Linked DNA regions of Mus musculus: region 2 is linked to region 1. The links are chromatin loops, found by intact Hi-C in ENCODE. Cell type or tissue: left cerebral cortex. All regions are shown on one strand. Links, peaks and the distances in the headings refer to the core of each region. The heading gives the core; the rest is flanking DNA.

The links. A loop is a pair of places that touch in the nucleus more often than their neighbours do. Peaks named below come from ENCODE experiments on the same cell type or tissue, not always from the same donor. Only the 100,000 strongest peaks of a DNase experiment are listed, where the experiment ranks them.
Region 2: it touches region 1 in a loop (2.2-fold over the local background); 6 of 42 quality-filtered maps call a loop at or near these places.

The regions. Positions count from the first base shown.
Region 1 is chr17:49,394,610-49,405,692 of GRCm38, forward strand. No RefSeq gene overlaps it. Among named protein-coding and RNA genes, the nearest start is that of Gm41594, 22 kb to the left of the region's middle. In left cerebral cortex, for the core only: a CTCF peak has its summit at 5,724 (motif pointing left); a DNase peak (open chromatin) is centred at 5,705.
Region 2 is chr17:49,176,174-49,187,256 of GRCm38, forward strand. No RefSeq gene overlaps it. Among named protein-coding and RNA genes, the nearest start is that of Gm30475, 9.1 kb to the left of the region's middle. In left cerebral cortex, for the core only: a CTCF peak has its summit at 6,489 (motif pointing left); DNase peaks (open chromatin) are centred at 4,190, 4,603, 4,895, 5,800 and 3 more places.

The sequences.
Region 1 (11,083 bases), core at 1,201-9,200:
TCTGTGTACAGCCATCCCTAAGCCAGCAGAGCACAGCACTTCTTACAAGTGTTCAGTTCTTCCGGATGAGCATCCATTCTAGAAACGTCCCTTGTTTCTGGTCCCTTTACTTTGCCAGTGAGAGAACTTATCTGTCAGATCAGCACACAGCATTCCCTGTGACTGGAAAAGGTTCACAGCTATGCCCTCCATCTATTCCCATTGAGAGTTAAGAATTGTCCAGGCTTTCCCTCCTATGTGTATCCCCCTTCTAGCCCCCAGGATATATCCAATAACATACATACATACATACATACATACATACATACATACACACACAAGCAAATAAAAGTGACAATCGTTTTTTACAGATTCTTAAATTTTGTTTTCATTGCATGTGGATGGAGGACTTGTGCAGATGAGTCCAGTACCCACAGGGGCCAGAAGAGGGTGCAACATCCCTGGAGGCTGGAGTTATAAGCAGCCATGAGTTACAAGTTATGAGCAGTCCAACATAGATACTGGGAACTGAACTCAGGTTTTCTGCAAGCCTGGAACACACTCTTAACCACTGAATCATCTCTCTCCAGTCTCCTCATGAAAAATTTTTAGTGAAAATTAAAATCTTGGGTCCCTTCTTCTGATCACAGACATGTTCGTTTACCCGTTCCTGCCAAACAAAGACGATATGTAGGGCATCTTGACTAGGGGTGGGGCTGTGGTTCCCAGTGCTGAACTATATATGTCTGGGCTGGATACTGCATCATGCTCCAAGGTGATTTGAACCACCAGGAGTTTGGGAAGGTCCCAGGATTCAGAGAGGCATTGGTTCTTCATAACTGCATTGTCTAAGTGTATTTTCGGTTACCAATGACACAATACCACACATAGGGTAAGTATAAAGAAAAGAGATTTGCTTTAGCTCACAGTTCTGGCCCAAAGGGCTGTGTCTGAAAAATGGTTTCCCTGCTGACACAGTCCTAAGGTCACAAAGGTGTCATATATCAAAATATACAGTGTGTACCAGGGACCCAGTCAAACTGGTCTACTCTCCAGATGACCCATTAATCCGCTGATGGTGTGAATGGATTAATCCATGCATGCAGGCTAGGTGCTCATCACCTCTTAAGGTTCCACCTCCTAATAGCTCATAATGGGGATTAGATTTCAACATGAATCTTGGATAAGACAAGCCATTTTCAAGCCATAGCAGTCATTATGAGGCAAATTAAGCAGATTAAGCAGATTAAGATGAGAGGAATTATTTCACATGGTTTCTTTTGACAAATTATCCAGGCACATACATAGTTTCTGCGTATGGAATTGGGGAGTGGTTCATTTGGTGGTCCTGGCTCAGGAGGTTACAGCTGAACTGTCAAATATTCAGGGCAAGCCGGTCATCATCAAGGTATTCACAGGGCTGTCAGCAGGCCTTGGCTCCTCCCGGGCTGCGGAAAGAGTGTAGGCTCAGTTTATCCCCTTATGGAACTCACCACAGCACTCCATGATGGTTGACAATGCATAGCACTTGCCTTTTCCCCAAAGTAATCAAGATGGGGTAACGCATATCTTTTAAAACATAATTTCGTAAACGGGGCTTAGAGATGACTCAGCTGTTAAGAGCATTTACTGCTCTTGCAGACGGTTTGAATGAAGTTGCCAGCATCCGTTGTGAACACTGGGTGGCTCACAACGGCCTCTAACTCCAGATCCAGGGGATTCAACACCTGTTCTTACAGGTGTAGACCACACATGTTCACATAAATAAAAGACTTTGTGGAAAAAGTGGCAGTTAGTTACTTTTGCCTTGAACTATTGTTCAACACACACACACACACACACACACGCACGCACGCACACACACACACACACACACATATATGTATATATATATATATATATATATATATAGTATATATATGTATATCTATGTATGTGTGTATATGTTTATATATGTATACAGAGAGAGAGAGGGGGGGAGGGAGAGAGAAAGAGAGAAAGAGAGAGAGAGAAATAAAAAGCAATAGTTCAAATAGGGAGGGGACTATACAAGAATATCATGACCACTAGGTTGGCATCACTGGGAGCCATCTTAGAAAATGGCAGCCACACCCCCTGGACCACCTATATCATTTTTGCATAGAGCAAGTACTGAGAGGAGAAATATGGACTTGCATTTGTCTCTTGGGCTTTCTACTTCTCCAAGGAACCCTGATCTGAAGGAATGACTGATATGCCAGAGTTCCATGGAAATAGCATCTACTATCAGACTAAAATCATGGCAGATCAAGTAAGTACATTCAGAGACTCCGAGGAGTCAAGCACTATGTTTAAAGTTTGAGGTCTCTGCGTGGGGTCACTCTAAGACTTTAAAATGAAATGACTTTGGACCTTTCCTCAGCTTGCATAGCATCGTCTTTCCTAAAGTCAGGGAACACTCACTCTTGAAGGTTAGATTGTGAAAGAGGGTGCACCTTTAATGAGTTCTAGTAAGCTAACCCCATTTTTCATGGAGAGGGCAGGCCTCTCGTCCAGGTCAATGTGAAAGGTGCAACTCAAAACTTCAGTTTTTGATCTCTGGTAGTTGGAATGGCTTTTGGCTGACACAACTCCTTCATCAAAATCATCGTCATCATCACCATCACCATCACCATCACCATCACCATCACCATCACCATCACCATCACCATCATCATCATCTTTCTCAGCAGCCACCCTGGAGTCTTTTGCTTCCCCAGCAGAATCCATAGTTCTATGAGAAAGAAATCAAGCTGAGGTGCTGATGCTGGACAGTGAAATCATTTAGGACCTGGGAAGCCCAAAGACTGCATGCAGTCCAGCAGCCACCAGACTCTAGAACATCATGAATGTTCAGAACTGTATGTATTTGTGCAAGTGTGTCTATCCATGAAGACTAAAGCGCTATTGTGCAGCACCGCAGGCAGGGACTGTAGTCCTCCTGGAGCTTCTGGAAGGCTTAGGGAGAAGCACGTGGACGATTCAGTGATTTCACTGGGCTTCTATCATATTAAAGATGTTTTAGGTTACACCAATGTCAACCTCACGTCCGAGTCTTGGCTGCCCAGTGGTTTATTTCGTGCTCATGGTTCAGGTCCATATCGAGCTGACGAGCACAATCTCATTACACTCACTCTGGGGGGACAGTTGCTACGTTGAACTGGGCAGGTGATAACCCTAGAAAGAACATTCTGGAAAAAGTCTATACCAGAATTAAGTGCTCAGCTCTAAACTAGAAGCTCATCCTTTCTAGCCATCTCCACTTACAACACATTGGCTGAGCTGGTTCTATGATCCTGACCAACTACAAAGGACTCAGAAATATAGTCTTCGGTGCGCCTGCAACATACAATTAACAGCTGTGTTAATGGCCGTCACTCATATTCCAATGAAACAGAAGCCCAGATTTCTTTTCTTCTTTCTGTGGACCTTAATTTCCCTGCTCACCGCTTCATCTGCCTTAGTGTCTTCCACTGCCTCCAGCTCTTATTGGCTAAGCCAATGAAAAGCAAGCCAACCGGGATAATAGAGAAGAAAAATGGATAGAGAGGAAAGAAAAGAGATTTCTGACTAAAGTCAGGGGTCAGAAAGGTGGCAGTGCTATGCTTAGACTACTTCCTGCTGATTAAGGGTATCAAGTCCCTTGAGTGAAGTCTGATCTTTGCTCTCAGGATATCTAATTTCTTCTTGTTGTTTCTTATTTGCCCATACTACTTAGCAAACCACAACCAAAAACAACCCATCCATCTCTTGGGGCCCATTGATGTACCCTCTGAAAAGTCTCCAGAATTCCAAACATCACATAATCCCAGAAACTATCTGCAGCTGGCAAAATCACAGCCCACTCAGAGCAAGAGGCAAATCATTGTAGGGATAGTTCTGATGTTAAGGTCCTGTTCCCCAACTGGTTCTTGATCTGTCAGTAAAGAAGCCATGGGCCAATTGCTGGGCAGAAGGAATAGGCAGGACTTCCAGGTTCCTGGAGGCAAGCAGACAGACACAAGGAGAGAAGAGTGAAAGAGAGAATTTGCCATGCTTCTGAGGGAGAAAAGGTGACCAGTCACGAGAGACCTCAGACAAAGTGGCCACAGGCCACTCCTACAGGCAGGCAGTTGGGAGTGTTTAGCTGGGACTAGATATAACTGAGCAATTAAAGTTGAGCTCAGGTGAAGAGGTGCTCAGCTAAGAGTATTGATAAGGGCATGCTTCTCCAGGCAGGGAATAAGCACCACCCAGCAACTGGGCCAAAAAGGTTGAAATTGAACAATGTATGTCTCTATGGTTTTTATCTGTGAATTCAAAGGAATCTGGGTAGAGGCTGGGAGTGTGGCCCATTCCCAGAGCTTAGGCGTGGTAGCAAAAGCTACACGCAACAAATCATGGTCAACTGCTATGGACAATCTGAAGCAGTCCCATATCCCCACACCTGGGATCAAAACAAGAACACTTTCTCAGAATACTTCTGTGTTTTTAAAAGGAACCAAAATTTCAGAATTCTTACCTTCGTTACCCCTGGCTTTCAGTTTCACTGGGAATTAATATCTCCCAAGAGAAGGGAGATGTCTGTGTTTCTCACTATCAACGGAGAAAGAGAAGACAGTGAAACTTAAGTATATCATTGGAACAGGTTTCTGGAGGAGAGATTCTCGTATTTTCCTTGTGTGTCATTCCTTCGGTGGCCAGTGGCTGTGTTCTAGTATTCTAGAGAACCAGGTGCTTTTACGCCAGCAAAGGTGACTTTAATTGAGAAATAAAATAGAGAGTCAGTGTTTGGTGATGGTGAACTTAGCCTAAAGTGTCTTATTCTATCCATTTCAGACGTTTCCAAGGTCAACATCAGAGAGAGAGAGAGAGAGAGAGAGAGAGAGAGAGAGAGAGAGAGAGAGAGAGAGAGAGAGAGAGAGAGAAACACAATCTCCCAATGGAGACAGAGGGCTCTACACTCAAAGCAATAGAGAATGTCTGCAAGAATGTTCCAGAAATAACCTGTGATCGCCGCTTATCCAAAGCCCCCAGCTGCACCAGCAACCATCCTGTGCCAGTAACACTTCTTTCCTGTCTAAGGATATACTTAATTGGATTTCTGTCACAAGCAAGAGCCCTGACTGCTTTGGTAGGGGATTAGGAAGAATGTGTGTGCAGTTCTGGGTTCCTGGCCATCATACCACCTTCGACCTAAATCCCTGACTATTTGGATTAGGTAAAGGAATGGCAGAAAGTCAATAGTAATCAAATCTCCCTAAATGGGTCACGAGCAGACGACGCCATGCCTAGCTCAGGGTAAAAAACATTCCATGGCAGAATTTAAGGAGCTTAATTTGCCAAGGGGGTAGTTGGGTAATTTTGCAGCATGAGCTACCCTTATGTGTTTGAACCCCATCTCCTGTGCTGTGGGGAGCCAAATTGACTACTATTCTAGACCCCCAGCCTCCTTATCAATTAACATTCAGAACAATTCATCTGCCTTAGGCTGGTATCTCTTGGTTTTGTGTGGTAGAATGAAGAGATTAGGTACTATGAATGACTTCAAAGGTTCTGGAAACAGATTCTGCGCTGCCCCTATTGTCTTTTTAAAGGGGTGAAGCAGAGATGAAGGGAGCAAGGCTTGCCATTGGCAAACCTCAACCCAGGGCTCTCACTGGAGAGTCTTAATACTCAGCTCAAAGAGAATTCCTGGAAGGCTTCCCTGACTTGTGGACTAATCAACACTGCCACCTAGCGGGCATATTTGGAAGTCACCCCTAGCTTCTATACCTGATCAATCAGGAGGCTCCAGGATATCCTATCCTCTCTGCCTAATGCAGTGAGGCTCTTTTATACCCAGGCTCTTTGTGCCAGATCTTTGTGCTGTTGTGTATGTGAATACTGTTATCTATATAGAAATGGGGCTCCTTATTCTTCATCAAACAAATCAGATACCACCTGTGACTCCTGGCCTCCATTCATCCACTTGAGATAAAGGTAAGACACACATATTGTCCCGCAAAGTGCCATTTTTTTTGGATGTCCTACTGTTTATTTTTAATGCCCTTCAGAAACCTCGTGTTCTTACCTGATGATTCTGGGAACTGTCACTCATGCTAGCTTACAACTTCAGCCCAGACTAGGTATCTGCTGTTGATTTTGTAAACCATGTTTGTAACTTATTTGAGATTATATGCCCTTTGTAGTTCTTCAGGAAGATCACAGGGCCTCCCCTCCCCTCCCCTTGTTTGATGAGCCAGCAAAATCCCTGTGAAATACAGGGCTGTTATCCATGCCTGAGAGAACCACCATCACTACATGTCCTTCAATGTCTGGACTGCTTGTGTCATTGTCGGGGTGTCAGATATTCAAAGGTTGCTATTCGGAGGGCACCCAAGATGCCTTACCACTGGCAGTTAGCATATCTCAAATGTTGAAGCTATGGTTCAATGCTTGCATACTCTGTATCCTATGGGGACATGGGAGGACCGTTTCTGCTCTGCACTCAAGGGCTAGAAAGCTAGCTCATGGAGAAGCTCACCCCACTCCCAATTCTACTCATTCATCTCTGAACTTGTTCAGGAGTGAATTGCTGTTCACCCCTTTCTGTGGGAAGCCACATGTGCCATTGCAGGGTGGCACTGGCCACCACTGGCCACCACTGGCCACCACGCATACATAGGCAGTAAAGTTTTTTTTTGCCAAGATGAGGTTTTGAGAATTAACCAATCAGATGAGAGACAAGTTAACCAATCAGATGAGAGAGAAGTTAACCAATCAGATGAGAGACATGTTAACCAATCAGATGTGAGACATGCAAATGAGGTGGTAAGCATAACCCATGCATAACCAATCTGGGTGTGAGACACGCCTCTTCTAGGCCTATATAAGCAGCACCAGTTCTGGGTTTGGGGTCTCTTCGCCTCTGCAAGCAAGCTCTCCCAATAAACGTGTGCATAAGGATCCTGTTGCAGCGTTGTTCTTGCTGGCGAGTCAGGCGCACGCAAGACCTTTCTTTAACCCTGGGTCAGAAGAACAATGTCTCTCATAGGGTGGCTGGGCACCATCTAACAAAGCCAGATGTAATTCTTTTCTCCCTCAATACTCCAGTGTTAAGTTTGGCCAGGCCATAAACCAGGTAGGAAAACTATAGAGCCCACCTTACTGGCCTGTTTCTTGTCCAGAGTGGAAAGGGAAGACAGTGGTGAAGCCTCCGATATAGGTTCCAGGCACTATCCCAGACAGGCTTATTTAAGGAGACACTTGAACTGCCATCTACTTATAGTGTGTTATGTTCACCCTAGAGCCCAATGTGGGAGGGAGGGTGGAAGCAGGGAATGAGCAGAAGATAGCAAGAAGAGTATCGTCAACTCTCTATTAAAACAAATGGAAAGTGTCCACAGTTCACTCATTTAGCGATCGATCTCTCTCTCTCTCTCTCTCTCTCTCTCTCTCTCTCTCTCTTTTTCTCTCCTATGTGCAGGCATGCTCATGTAAGTACAGGAGCCTGTGGAAGTCAAAAAATGCATCAGGTCCCTTGGAACTAGAGTTGCATGCAGTTGAGTCATCTGACACGGATGGTGGGAACCAAACTGGAGTCCTCTGCAAAAGCAGGGAACAATTTTAACTGCTGATCTTTCCGGCCCCATTGGATGGTCTCTTACTATGACTCCCTGCTTACTTTCATGCAACGCAAAACTGAAGTTGTTTAAATTGAATGATTTGATGGCTTCCCTTCCAGGATAATGAGTGAAGCCAAGTAGGGACAGGTCCTTGTTTTATGTACATTGTTGAACCAGCGTTTTAACAGCTGCTATTGTAAAAATAAATCCCAAAGATTATGATGATTCTTTCCTGCTGATTGAAGACTCCATCCTGATTTTCTGGGGATTTGGACCTTTCTTCTCCACCCTCTCCTGGGAAAAGTTGTGAAGATGGAGTATTTGGGGAGCGTCTACATGTGCAAAACTTTAGCTTTCACCTGAAAGAAGGTGAAGGTGTGGCTACATGCAGCAGTCTGTATTGCCGTCTTTGTGTCAGATGGAGATCAGTTCTATATAGAAAGCTCCTTTACAAAAAATAACAATATTTTTCAATGTACAAGTATGGGTCTGTGTGCACAGCCACGTGTATATAAGAACCTGTGGAGGCCAGAAGAGGGTGTAAGATTGCAGAGTTGGAGTGGCTCACAGTGGTGAACTGTTTGATATGGGCGCTGAGAATTAAACTCCATTTGCCCTACATAAACTACAAGCACCCCTCACTATTGAACCATCTCTCTGGTCCTATATTTGCAGACTATCATAGAATGTCCATTACTTGAGAAACCTACATCTTATCATGGTCTCATTTATGGATAGATACATAGGGTGTTAATTTAGACAACCTATAAGCAATGAAAGAGAGCTATCTGCACCTTGAAAAGAAACAGCAACAATTGGAAAGGAGGCCTCCTATTGATGTAATTGGGGGTGATGCGAGTCTGAGGACATTGGGCCACTGTTAAATCACACTAACTTAGTTTATATATAATTCCTTTCTCTTAGAATATCCAGCTTATTTCTCTGGGCCTGGGCCTCCCTGATGCCAGAATAAGAATCCTGAATAGATAAATCATTCGCCGTGTCTTCAGCTGGCCACTGAGCCATTTCTCACGGCTTTGGGGCTTTTGGATCCACACCTTCCTGTCTGCTCTTTAAGGCTTTAGGGCCACCTCTGCCTGTCTGCTCTCTGTGGCTTTTAGGCCCACCTCTTCCTGTCTGCTCTCTGTGGCTTTTAGGCCCACCCCTTCCTGTCCTCTCTCTGCTCCCTAGGCCCTTGAAACATGGTGACTAGCTGCCTCACTCCCCTGCTGCCGTGTGTTTCTCATGAAGGACGGCATCCCTTCTCCCCCTCCTTCTACTTATGTTTTATTTTTATTAGATGTTTATGTACGTTTTGTCTGTGTGTATGGATGTGTACCACATGTCTACATTGTCCTTGGAAGCCAGAATCCCCTGAAACTGGAGTTATAGGTGGTTGTGAGGCACCATGTGGGTGCCAGGAATCCAACTCTGGTCCTCTGGAAGAGCATCCAGTGCTCTTGAACCATTAACCCCATCTCTCCAGCCCCAACTGCATCTGTTCTCAAAACAAGCTCTTTCAACCTTAAGTTGCTGCTTCTCAAGTGTCTGGTCACTGCAATGAGAAAGATCGATAAGAGACATATGTCCATCTGTCCTCTGTGTAAGGGGCCCTCCTTTGGCTGGTTCTTCATGCTCTGTGCCCTAACAGGCAACTTGTCCTTCTTACACTTCAGGCTAGCCAGGTTCTAGAAGAAGTGCCCATCTGGCTTTCACACACAGGCATTCCCTTTAGTGGGTAATTACATATTTTGAGCATGTACATTTAGAAAATAGAGGCAATTTGCACCAAACCAAACTCTCTGTAACACAGCAGGCTATCTAAGCACACAGCTCACCTTGCAAGCCTGCAGAGCCACACACACCTGGTGTGGAATCCTTCCTCTCCAGCGTTTCCTCTTCACCACAGGAATCTTGCCCAGTTTTTCCAGGCTGCTCTGAATGTCTCCTGTTCCAACCATCAGGACCACAATGAAGTCACTAAACCCTCTTTCAAACATATAGTTCTCAGGAGTTCAAAATAGGGCCAGATGGTTTTTCTTTTTCTTTTTCTTTTTCTTTTCTTTTCTTTTCTTTTCTTTTCTTTTCTTTTCTTTTCTTTTCTTTTCCTTTCCTTTCCTTTCCTTTCCTTTCCTTTCCTTTCCTTTCCTTTCCTTTCCTTTTCTTTCTTTCTTTCTTTCTTTCTTTCTTTCTTTCTTTCTATTTTAAGTCTCAGAGGAACAGAATGGACAGACAGGGTGGTTCAAGAGGGAAGAAAATCATCAAGCCATAATAGCAAAGAATCCCAGCCTTTAAGCTTAAAGAATCCATAAAATATTAAGCAGAGAGAATTTCTAAAGTGTCACACACACTTGGATACATGCCGGTGACATTTCAGTATCTGTAGGATAAAGGAAAGATTTCAAAAGCTTTCAGAGATGAAAAATGTGTTCTTTTCCCACAGAGGACCAAAAAATCAAAAGGACAGAAGACCTCGTCAGCAATCCCCAAAGCTAAATGGCAGGGGAGTGAGCCCTCAGAAATCTGAGCAAGGCGTGGAGGTAGAAGTCTAGGTGCAAAATACCAGCTCATGGGGGAAAACAAACATCACGATACTGTGTGAGTCTAAAGCTTGGGTGAACTGTTCTAAGCGGAATTGTATGTAGAAGAAACTTACTGGTGCAAATGCAAGACACTGGAACACAGAGAGGCTGGGCATGCTTCCAGGGGTGGGAGTAGTGACCATCTGATTCCCTGTGAAGGACGGAGGCAAGGTAGAGAAGCCAGGTGGGCACTTTCAGCACACTTACAAGAGGTTTGCAGGGTGGTCTAAGATCTGTGTGGAATCCCAGTTTCTCTGTCCAGCCTTGGGGAGAAGCCTTGGCATGAACTCACAGAAGCACCGCAGAAGCCAAAGGTCAATAGCACTCCTGCAGGTGGAGACTCAATGGATGCAGTCACATGGGAATGCTCTCATGTGAAAGGATTCTCAAAGCTTGTAGCCGCCAACCCTGGATAGTAGAAAAAAAAAAAAAAAAAAGAAATCCAAAAAGAGTAAGTGCAGAGCCATGAGAAAGCAGGAGGACTGGTCACAGCCCAGAACCAGCGAAAGATGTGAAAACATCATAAATGAAAGCCTATGGGATTCAATGCCCAGGACAGACCAGAGATACACTTTTTTTTGTAATTAAATGGTGTATTGATGACTCACTGCTTAAGAGCACATACTGCTCTTGCAGAGGACCAGAGTTCAATTCCCAGCACCTACTTTAGATAACTCATGAACCTGATTGTAACTGCAGCCAGGGGATCTGCCTCCCCCTTCTGGACTCTTGAGTTCACTGCACTAATGAAGTAGAGAAGGGGTAGGACCGGGTGTCAACCATACCATGAATAAAAGCCAAGAAATCAGGATCCTATGGGGAAAAAAAAATCCAATTACACCAGATTTCTGTTTGAAAATCGCAATCTTCTGAAACACACCAAAGTCATTTTAGTGTGTGCATCAAGCAGAAGTATCA
Region 2 (11,083 bases), core at 1,951-9,950, 220 kb before region 1:
GACGAGCCTTCCCAGCTCTAAGATAACTGGGTTGCCATCATGTCTGTGTTTTGAAACATGAGACACACACAAAGCCTTTATGTTTTAATATGCCTTAAGGCAGCACAATAGCCGGGGCACTGCCTAACCTCCATGCAGTTAACCCCAGGTTACTACTTACTAATTCTGTGTTCCATCTTGGCTGCTCTGGACACAGCCGGGCAGCCCTCTGGGCCATGCTCTCCTGGCTCCTTCACAGGGCGGCCATGCCTCTCTGTTCTGCACTCTTCTCGGGCATGGCATCTCTCCTCTCCTCCACACTCTTCTAGCATGTTGGATCTCCACCTCCTGGTCCCAAGCCCTGGAATCCTAAAATCCCACCCCTGTCTGTCCTTCCCAGCTATTGACTGTTGGCATCTTTATTTACCAATCAGAACCAACTGGGGGCAAGTTCCCAGAAGTTACCTGAAGACACTCTCATCCAAACATTTGGGGGGGGGGGGGACACATAATTAGCACAGGCAAGCACTATTGACTCATCTTTCCAGTCTATGCAGATTCTCTTCAATGTTGTTGAATCTTTTAAAACACAATTACAGCTGCTTTGTCCACACCTGCTGTGCTGATGGCTGTCAGCACATTCGTACTCCCACAATGCATGTGTTTCAAAGCCTTCTGCTTCATAGTTTGCTTCAAATCCTCACTGTAAATCTGACTAAAAGCAGCCGGCAGAAACCAGGCCATAGTCTTGAGGCTTTAGGGTCTTAAAATTTCCTCCAGAAATAAATACTTCTTCATTGAGCCTCACTCAAAGTTTTGGCCAAAATGTAGACAGATGCTTTTCTAGAACATGACATGAGCAGCCCCTGTCAATTGCCAATAGAGCCTTTATTCTCTCCCCAAACCTCATGAACACAGTCTTTACTGCCCACATTCTATTGGTATTCAGATCTTTTGTTCCCACCAGTAGTGTCCATTAATCTCCATCTACACTCTAGCCCAGCCAGCTCCTCGAAGTCCACAGATAAAAACTTTTCTACATTCCATGTACAAATCCATCCCAAGGGCTAGGTGGTTATATTTATTACAGCAATGACCCCACTCTTGGTACCAATTGATACTTTCACATCATGGAGACATGGCATAAAAAACTTACAGGGAGGCAGCTTTAGTTAGGGCCATAGTTTCAGTCCAACACAGTGGGGAAGGCATGGCAGAGTTTATATTGTTAGGAGAAGGTGGTGGAGGCTACTCATATCACATCGGGCTGACAGTAGCTGGACCTAGGAGCTGGGCAAAAGGCCTCCTAAAAGCTTTATACTTCCTTTCCAAATAGTGCCACAACTAAGGGACAGGTATTTAACATGAACTGATAGAGACATTTCCAGTTGAAACCATCACAGAGTAGAGAAAGGGAAAGCTCTTTCCAATCTTGCTGCAGGGCAGTGTCTACTTCCTGGGAAGACCCGTTCCTTCCCTGCATGTGCTTTGTATGGTAACATGGAGAGGTTTGAGGCTTTGTAAATATATGCACCCCAAAAGCAAAAAAAGGCAAAGGAACAAAACTGCCTGAAGGGAAGTTTGGGTTCTCTCCATGGTCTTATCCGATGGAAAGACTAGAGAGCATTTAGGTTTATCTCATGGCAGCTGAGGTTCAATGTCAGGAAAGACAGAGTTCTGCAGATACATGGTGACCTTTCTTGACGTTAACTGTGCTGCAGTCCAGGCAATGGAAACAGCACTGGAGGCCTATTTCAGGAAGGTGGGGTCTCTCAAACAGCATTCAGAGTAAAGTTCAAAGTTCTCGGCTCATCTAAGATGTGCTTGGTGGTATAAGGTAGAGATGCTAAGAGATAGGCCCTTCCCACTCCTACTGCAGGCTGTCCTAGCCTCTGGGCCTCTGAGAAGAGATGTCCTTCTGTGATATGGCTCCGGAGGCTCCTCCCAGTTGGAGGGTTGATGGGGCACATGTTCCCAGCTGAGGACAAGAAGCATGCCTGGGACAGCATATGGTGTCAAGGAAAGGGGAGCCCAGCAAAGGAACCCTGCCAAGTGTTTGGGGCAGCTTGGCCATTGTGACACAGAGCAAGATGGGTCCCCACTGATGGCAGGCCTAGATATGCTTAAAAGCAGAGAAAAGTCCTGAAAGCTGACAGCAAGCCCCCTTCTCAATGGAAAAGGAATTTTAAATGGGAGGCTGAGGCTTGGGAGGCAAAACAAAGCTATTCCACCAAATAAATGTTCTGCATTAAAGCAGCGGCAGGGTGATGAATTAAACATCAGGCCAGAGTAAAGGAAAAATGCTGTGATTTATAATTGCTAGAAGCAGCAGACAGCCTAGAAGGGAGGCCGGGGGCTCTGTCAGAGACCTGGTGTCCCCATGGAGCTGTGGAAACAAACAGAGGAGGGCAAAGAGACTGAGGTGGACCTTCTAGACAAGAGAGTGCAAAAGGGAGAAAAGGGGCGCCTGCACTGTGTGTCCTTGGTGAAGTTGATTGGAGTCTCTGGGCTCCTTTATCTGGCGGGGATAATAGACCTGCGTTGTCTCTCCTGATTCTTGGGAAGATAAAGGAAGGTGAGGAATGATCATGAGTTTGTCTCCATGGCAGGCTGCTATTCTGGCTTGAACTCCCATCTCCACTGTCAAAGGCTCCTGGCTTCTGTAAGTGCTGGAGAAGGGAGAAGGGAGTAAAAGCAAGACAGGGTAGCAGGTTGCAGTTGGAAAACGGCTGCGGAGGTGGTGCCTGTTAGAACAGCTCTGACCAGACAGGTGCATTTTCTCATGGGCACTGATAAGTTATTTTTCCACCGGTGAAATGAGCCAAGTCATGCCAGATTAGATTATATTAGACTTAGACGCAGGGTTATTGGGAGGCGGCGCTCAGGCGAGTTCACAAGGAAGGAGCCCAAGGAAGTTGCTGTGGGAAGAGAGAGAAGATGGGGGAGAGGGAGAGAGAGAGAGAGAGAGAGAGAGAGAGAGAGAGAGAGAGAGAGAGAGAGAGAGAATATGCTTGTGTGAGGTGTGTGCAGAGTAGGGGGAAGGGGGAGGGAAGGAGGGGACGAGGAGGAGCAGGAGGAGCAGGAAGAGGAAGAGGAAGAGGAAGAGGAAGAGGAGGAAGGAGATGTCTGGATTATATAGGGAGTAGCCTCACCTCTGGGGAAAGGACAGCCCATCCCATCCCCTGGGGTGGAAATTTCAGGGTTGGGGACAGAGTATGCCAGGGATGCTGGGAGAACCTGGAGGCCCAGTCTGCTTTGGTGTATAAAATGTGTACCTCTAGGGGTCTGAAACCAAACAGGCAGCATAGGGTGGCTGTCAGATCCTGAGTGGTAAGGGGAAGCTGGGGGAGGTGGCTCAGCCACTAAAGTGCTTGCTGTGCAAACATGTTAACGCAAAAACTTTAATGGGTGGGTTCACTCCTCAGAACCCATGGAAGAAAAGCTGGGGAGTGGGGGGAGTTGATACTTGTCATCTCAGCATTGGGGAGGCAGACTGGGGGATCCCTGGACTTGCTCGTGTCAGCCAGTCTAGATTCATCCGTGAGTTCCAGGTCTGTGAGGGAAACTGTCTCAAAAACAAAAGCAAACACAAAACAAAAACAAAGAGAACAAAAGCATGCACGCACCCTTGTACCCCCAAACACACGTGCATACACAGACACACCTAGGTTCGCTTACTTGAGGGTTAGCATATGAGCTCTGGCCAGTCCAGTAACTCCTGCATCTGTCTCTTCATCTTTGAAACCACCATGGCAACAAGGACTCCTCCCCGCCTCCATCAAGGACCAGTTAAGTAAAAACAAGTTAAGCTCTCTCCCCGGTTTTGCCTGGCACCTGGGATTGCTAGCTTTCTTAAGTCTCTAATACCACACATATCAACAGAGCCTCTGGAATAGAAGCCAGGGGCTGGCTTTAGAGGGATCCCCAAGGGATCTTGTTAAAATGCAGATTCTCAATCCCAGTGTTGTGGGCCCAGAATTCTGTGTTTTCTATCAGGCCTCTGGGGATACTGGGGCTGGGGTCCTGGACCACATGCTGCCTAGGGAAAGGCCAAGGGATGGTGCTGTTTGAATCCCTGTATGGCATCCGCCACCCCCAGCCCAGATGCTCAGCTATTTCTGGAGACTCTTGGGTCAGCAGGTTCCCTACCTTCCCCTCCACCCTCACCATCCACCCCCACAAGGCTGCTGTTAAGGACCAGAGCCTCTTTCCTCAGAAAACGAAAAGAGAGCATGTGAGCCTTGATTTTTCAACTGACAGGACTTTATCAGCTCACAGGAAAAACAGCAGAAAGGCCCCGGTGATCTGTCTTGCTGGGATTTCCCTGATGTATTAGAAATGATACGGAAATCCATCCCTTAAAGTTCCGGAGGCTGAGGGTGGAGAGAAGGCTGCTGGGAGGGAAAGAGCAGGAGTGTGTGGGCAGGTGTGGTCCTGGGGAGCTATGCTGGACACCCCAGCTTCCAGCAGTCCTCGGGGATCAAGGGGCCTGGGGCAGCATGCTTTGCAGAGCCTGGTTTTCAGGGCAGCCTGTGGGATAGCCAGTACTCATGTGGATCGGGTGAACATCAAAGGCTGTTCGTGACTGAGTGCCAAGTGAGGGAAGCAAATCACAGAAAAGCCTAATTCCATCTTTAAAAAGGTACAATCGTCTATATTTGCAAACTCCCGGGAAGGTTAGAAAAATCTCCGTCACACTGTTACCAACAGTTATCTCAGGGAGAGGGAGATAGGATGAGAGCTTCTCCCTGCCCCTTTCGGTGTTGTAAATTTCTCTATTGTTTGAGTTTGAAAATAATGAGCATGCATTACCCTGGTAATGGAAAAAATGCCATTTTTAGAAAATCTATGTTTGAAAGTGGCAAGTGCCAGCCTGACAGATCCCAGCAGGTTGCAGGGAGCTTCTGCACCATTTCTTGTCATGCAGACCCAGGCCATAAGACCCAGGCCAAGGACCCATGGATGTCAGCTAGGATTGCTGCTTACTGTTCTGGGACCCAGGCCATCCATGCTTCTAGGATGTCCTTGACACAGATGGGGCTGGGAAGATGGCTCAGTTGATAGATCACTCACCGTGCAAACATGAGGACCTGAGTCTCAGTCCTGGTGCCTGTGTGAAAGCCAGATGTGGGCAGCACATGCTTATGATCCCAGCAAAGAGAAGTCAGAGGCTGGATCCCTGGGGCTTGCTCATCAGCCATCTAGCTGAATTGGTGAGCTCTAGGTTTGGTGAGCAGCCCTGACTCAAAAAGTAGGGTGGAGGGCTATTAAGGAAGATACTCTTGTGAACCTCTGGCTTCCACCACGCATATGAAAACATACATGAACATGTGGACGGATGTACTCACATACATGTATACGTGCACATAGAAACACATAGTACAAATTACTTCAGGGCAGATGCTCTCTGAAGTGGTAATGACCTAAATGACAGAGGACATTCAGGGTACAATGAGAGAATGCAGTGAGTGACAGCTTAGCATAGGCTAAGGGATGCTCCAGCCTTCCTCAGGCAGACAATAGAGAGAGGCAGAGCCTGGAGCCCTGACAGTGACCACTCTGATGAGCTCTGGCCACTTCTCGGTCTGACCTGACAGCTGCTGTCCTCCCAGCCTTCAGGCCTCTGCTCGATTGTTCCGACTGACAGAACTTCTCCAATGCTCTTCCTTCTCTCACCTGCCCACTTCCAAGTCACTCTCCAGGAACTTTCTAGAACACCCTGAGACCCCTACTGAATGTGCAGCCGATGCCCAAGTAGCAGGGAGGTAGAAAGGATGGTACACAGGGCCCCACACCCTTCTCAATCCGTCAGCACCTGGCACATGTTCTTTGTAGAAGTTAGGTCTGATTCTTCCTCCAGTCCCATGCTCCCCAAAATAAGACTCGGACTCAAAATACATTTGCAAATATGTTGGCCATATAGCTAGGCTCTTCTCTTATCAGATCATTACTTAAAATAACCCAATTATGTTAACCTACATTCTGCCATGTGGCTGGTTACCTATGCTCAGGTACCATGTGTCCGTCTCAGCACATCTTTCTGGGGTCATCTTCAGCACCTGGCTCTATCCCAGAATTCTTTCTGCCCCCTGAATGTCCCACCCTCTACTCTATCCTGTCCTATAAGCCATAGGTTTTTAATTGAAAGTTCTATGACAGTTTATAGTTCTGTGTTTGTTTGAGACAGGGGCATGTGTAACTCAGGATGATTTCCAAATTTCTCATGTCGCTGAAAATGACTTTGAACTTCTAAGCTTCCTACATCTTCCTCTGGAGTGCTGGGATTGCAGCTGTGGTCTGCCCCTTCAGGCTTAGGCAGTGCAGGGACAGGACTCAGGCCCTGTGCATGCTAGGCAAGTAGTTTGCCAATGTAGTGACAAGCACAGCCTCCTGGGCATATATTCTCATCTACCTTTTGGCTAGTCACCCCGTGAACCCTGCAGGGATTTCCCCACTTGGAGTCTGTCCACCTATATTAAAGAAGGGTGGCAGTGAGGTCTTAGCGCCCTCTAGTGACCAGGTGCAGGGTGACATCAGCAGGGAAGTCCAGGGGCATCCCAGGAACAAACCTTCCAGTGTCTGGGTTGGGGGAAGGGGAAGAGGAAGGGAAATGGGACAACATATCAGCTGTAAACGAGCTTCTCTGTGGATGCAAGGGAGCTGAAGCCATGTCCTCCGAGGGTAGGCCCAGCTCCTTGGGCTGTGCCCTGTAGTGGGAGCCTTCTTGGGCTGGAGGAGGGAGGCAGAATTCCCAGAACGCAGGGTTATTAGTGGAGTCCTACAGAGGAGTCTGATTGTTTACACTGTGTAAGAGGCAAAGATCCAGAGATTGACGTTCAGTCCAGGCAGGTGCATGAGGACCTGAAACTCAGAAAGCGTTCCCACAAAACCTCACTTTAACATCCCTGTACCTCGATGCTGCCTCCTCACGTCTCTCTCCTCAGAATGGCAGGAAGTCCCCGTGTGCCTCCATTTCCCTCCCAACTCAGTAGACAGGAAGCATGTGTCTCTCATTTTTCCTTGCACCTATTGGCCAAGACCCCACCATGGCATTGGCCCCTGAACTCTAGACTTTCCCTTTCCCTCTGGTGGTCAGGTATGGGGAATGAGCCATGGAACTCTCGAGAAGGCTGGCATTGGATGGGTTAGCTCCCTAACCCTCCATGACATTTCCAGTCCTTCCTCTGTGCTAGAACTTTCTCTCACATGAGATGCTTCCTGGGGGACCAAGACATAGACACCGGATTCTAAAGCCTGGCTCTTTGCACGTGAGTGTTTGATTAGCCCTCAGACCACAAACGTCATCCAGTCTTACCTTTATTTAAAATCCTGTGGAGGGGCTGGAGAGGTCAGAGCATGTACTGTTATGTAAAAAAAACTAAGTTCAGTTCCCAGCACCCATATTGGGCAGCTCTTAGTGGATCCTGTATCCCTAACCCCCTCCTCTCATCTCTCTCTCTCTCTCTCTCTCTCTCTCTCTCTCTCTCTCTCTCTCTCTCTCTCACACACACACACACACACACACACACACACAGGCAGACTGTGGGGCATTGGGCTATACAATGCCCCACAGCAGATCTGGCAACTCTCTCCTGCCTCCTCTGGCCCATGATGCTGTTCGACTCCCCTTTGCACCACTTCCACGACTACACGTTCTTTAGTTGTCTAGAGCCTGGTCCTTGATGAGACTACAGAAGGTCCAGACCTCCAGGGAAGCCTTGTTCAACCACAGTTTACTCCCTACAGTATAACTTAATGTTTTCTTGCTGCAGTGCAAACCCATGTCCTCTGGCTCTATCTCTGTATCACACTAGAGAACTGTGAGTATCCTCTTGTCTCCTTCCACCCACTCAACTCCCACATCCCTTGGGCTTTTCCTATACCTTCTAAATTTTTTTTTTTCAAAAAACCTTTCATCATTTTTCTTATTGGCTCTGGCTCCCCTCCAGAACCTCCAAATCCTTCTTAAATGTGACAGCTAAAATTAGCTTCCTGGAGAAGGCCAAGTGCTTGTGGGATGCTGGAACCCCGCCTTGCATGCCTGGTTTTTCTCCTTTCTGGGTCCCATCCCAGCATAGAACAGCCTGGTCCTTCTCTTATTATTCTGAGTACCCGTGGGTCTTCTCCTCTCCTCCTCCTGGATGTGAGAGGCCTGGGTTTAACGTCTAGAAGTTTTGCCTTATGTTCTGAACAAATGGTTTTTCCTTAGGATGCCCCGGGATAACTCAACTGAGATGCTCCGAACTGGTCTCATCCACTGGGACAACAGCTTCGTGCTTCCCTTTCTCCAGCCCCCCCCACCCCCGCCCCCGACCAGCTGGACTGCCACCATTAAGGCATCCCTGGGTGTCCATAAAGGTCACAGTCCCACGCCGAAAAGTGGACACCAGGTGAAGGCTGCCAAGGGACCTGTGGGAGAGCAAGGGTCTGATGGCTCCTGGGAGAAATATTTGTAGCCCATAGCAACTGTATGCGAGTGCTGCAGGTTGGCTGTGTTGTGCTTAAACAACATCTGGGGACGGGGTCAGTTAATAGTGTGTGTGTGCCTTGCATGCATGTTTCCATGATCTCTTCCATTCCCCGCTCTGCATAAACCAGATATGGTGGTGCATGCCTATAATCAATCCCAACACTCTGGAGGTAGAGACAGAGGGTCACAAGTTCAAGGTCAACTTCAGTCTCCTAGCCTAGGTAATTAATTTGCGGCCAGCTTGGGCTATACAGAGACCATCTTTTTTTTTTTTTAATAAAAAAAAAATACATGGTTTCATTTAGAACCAAGTAGAAATGACAGTTTCATCCCAGCTGTCCCTTGTGCCCTCCCCATGGCCCATCAGGATAAGCTTTCCCAGCTGTCCTCAGGTTTGTTCTGAGGCAGGTGACCAACAGATAGAGCTGAGACCTCAAAAGAGGGTCCATCGGAGCCTCCTACAGCCCGAGCCCTTGCACATCACCCACTCCCAGCCATAAGACAGGGAAACTCATGGGAGAGGCTTTGGTGCAGAGAGCCTCTGCAGTACTCCACAAATCACCCAAGAAGGAAACACTTCTCAGCTAGCGTGACAGGAGCCCTCTGCCATCCGTCCAAGCCAGGCTACTGGCTCCTGAGCCGGGTGCCCTCAGCCACATAAGCAGACAAGGCATTCTCTGTATGCAGAAGAAGAGCTCCAGTGAGGGAGAATAAATAAAGTCAGAAACCATAAATAAACCTGCTGGTCTCACACTGGGTGAACAAGCGGCCCCTGGGGAGCTGGGCTCTACTTCTAAGGAGGTGATTAAATTCCACACCAGCCACGTCCCCTGCAGAGGCAAGGCCCAGCCAGACACTGGGGCTTCAGGACTGAGTCTGCTTGCAGAGGAAGGATCACAAGTGTTGATCTGATCCTTAAAGCACCCATGGGCCAGGGCCCAACCCTGGCTGAACATGAGGACCATGTTCGGTGGTATTTTAAATAACAGACCAGCAAGCCAGCATACAGGACACTGACTTAGAAGGCTGGGCAAGATGCCCTTCCTGGAGTAGTCCAGAGCCCAGGTCTCAGTTTACTAGCTATGTGCTTAGCTGTTTAGGAGCAAAGGAAAGTGTGTGTGTGTGTCTTTGAATACTATCGTGAATATGTGGAGGTCAGGGGACAATTTGAAGGAGTCTGTTTTCTCCTTTCATCATGTAGGCCCCAGGTATTGAATTCAGGCTGCCTGCCTTGGCAGCATTAACCACTGAGCCACCTTACTGATCCAAACTTGGGAGTTCTGACAGTGGGAATGAGATTGTTGCTTTCTGGATTCAAATAGAATGGTACCACTCCTGCCAAAGTACCAAAGAAATCAATAATTAATACAATGTTCTGCTTTTGAAGTCTGCCCCAAAGAGAACTTGGCTCTGATGGCTTCTCTCTCTGTCTCTGTCTGTCTCTGTCTCTGTCTCTCTCTCTGTTTCTCTCTGTGTATATCTCTCTGATAAGCTCACATGCTTGAGCCTTTTAAAAACAAGTTAGTACAAATTTAATCAAGCACAACATTTCTAAGCAATAGAAAGCTTTGTTGAGCTAAATCTGCAGTTCTCTTCAAGTCATCTTTAAGACAAGAGGGTTGAGATGAGCGCGTGCGTGCGTGCGTGCGTGCGTGCGTGCGTGCGTGCGTGCGTGTGTGTGTGTGTGTGTGTGTGTGTGTGTGTGTGTGTGTACACTCATGCATGTACGCAGAGGCCAGAGAAAGACAACATGGTGATCTCACTCTAAGACAGTGTGTTCTACCCATTCCCTTGACCTTGGGACTAGGCTAATGGGAGGCTGACTAGCAAGCATCTTCAGTCTTCCTGTCTTTGTCCCCACTGAGTTCTGCTAGATGTGAGTGTGCATACATCCACCTTTTTTTAATGGGTTCTTGGGGTTTGAACTTGGTTTTCACAGCAATTACTCTTTTCTCCAAGTCATCTCCCCAGCGCTTCTAACTTTAAAGATAGAGTCTCTTAAGTGAACACAGAAGTTACCTCGTTCAGTGAGACTGCAGACCCCTGGGATTCTTCCATCTTGATTTTCCCAGCACTGGGCGCACGCGCACACACATACACACACACATACAGCCATGAACACTCCTGGCTTTCAAATGTGATCTGAACTCAAGTCTCCATGTTTGTCCCAATGGAACCCTCTCCTTACCCTGAACACCCCATCTTGATAACCCCAGCTTTCCATAGCGTGCCCTACTTATACAAAGAGTCCTCACATCCCAAGACAGCTTGCCAGGGCCAAATGGAGGCCAGCCTTTATTAAGATTCTTACCCTCTTGCAGCATCATTGTTTTCTGTGGGGTGCTGGGCAATGTACAGCAGTGACGTCATCAAGGCTAAGTCGGTCCATAGATGCAGCTCTTCTTCTCACAGCTCCTAGCAGCAATGTGGCTGGCTGCCTGGGCATGTCCCAGAACTTGGTGGGAAAGTTGGAGAACAGAGTGTGTCTTCAGAGGGAATGGGTTAGCCGAGGTAGCATCCTCTTTGCATTCTTTAAGATTCATGCAGAAACATTCTCATTGGATGTATCCCTTGTGGGGCAAGTGGAACTGTGTCACCAGACAGAAAAACTGGTAAGGTCAAGCAGATTAAGGA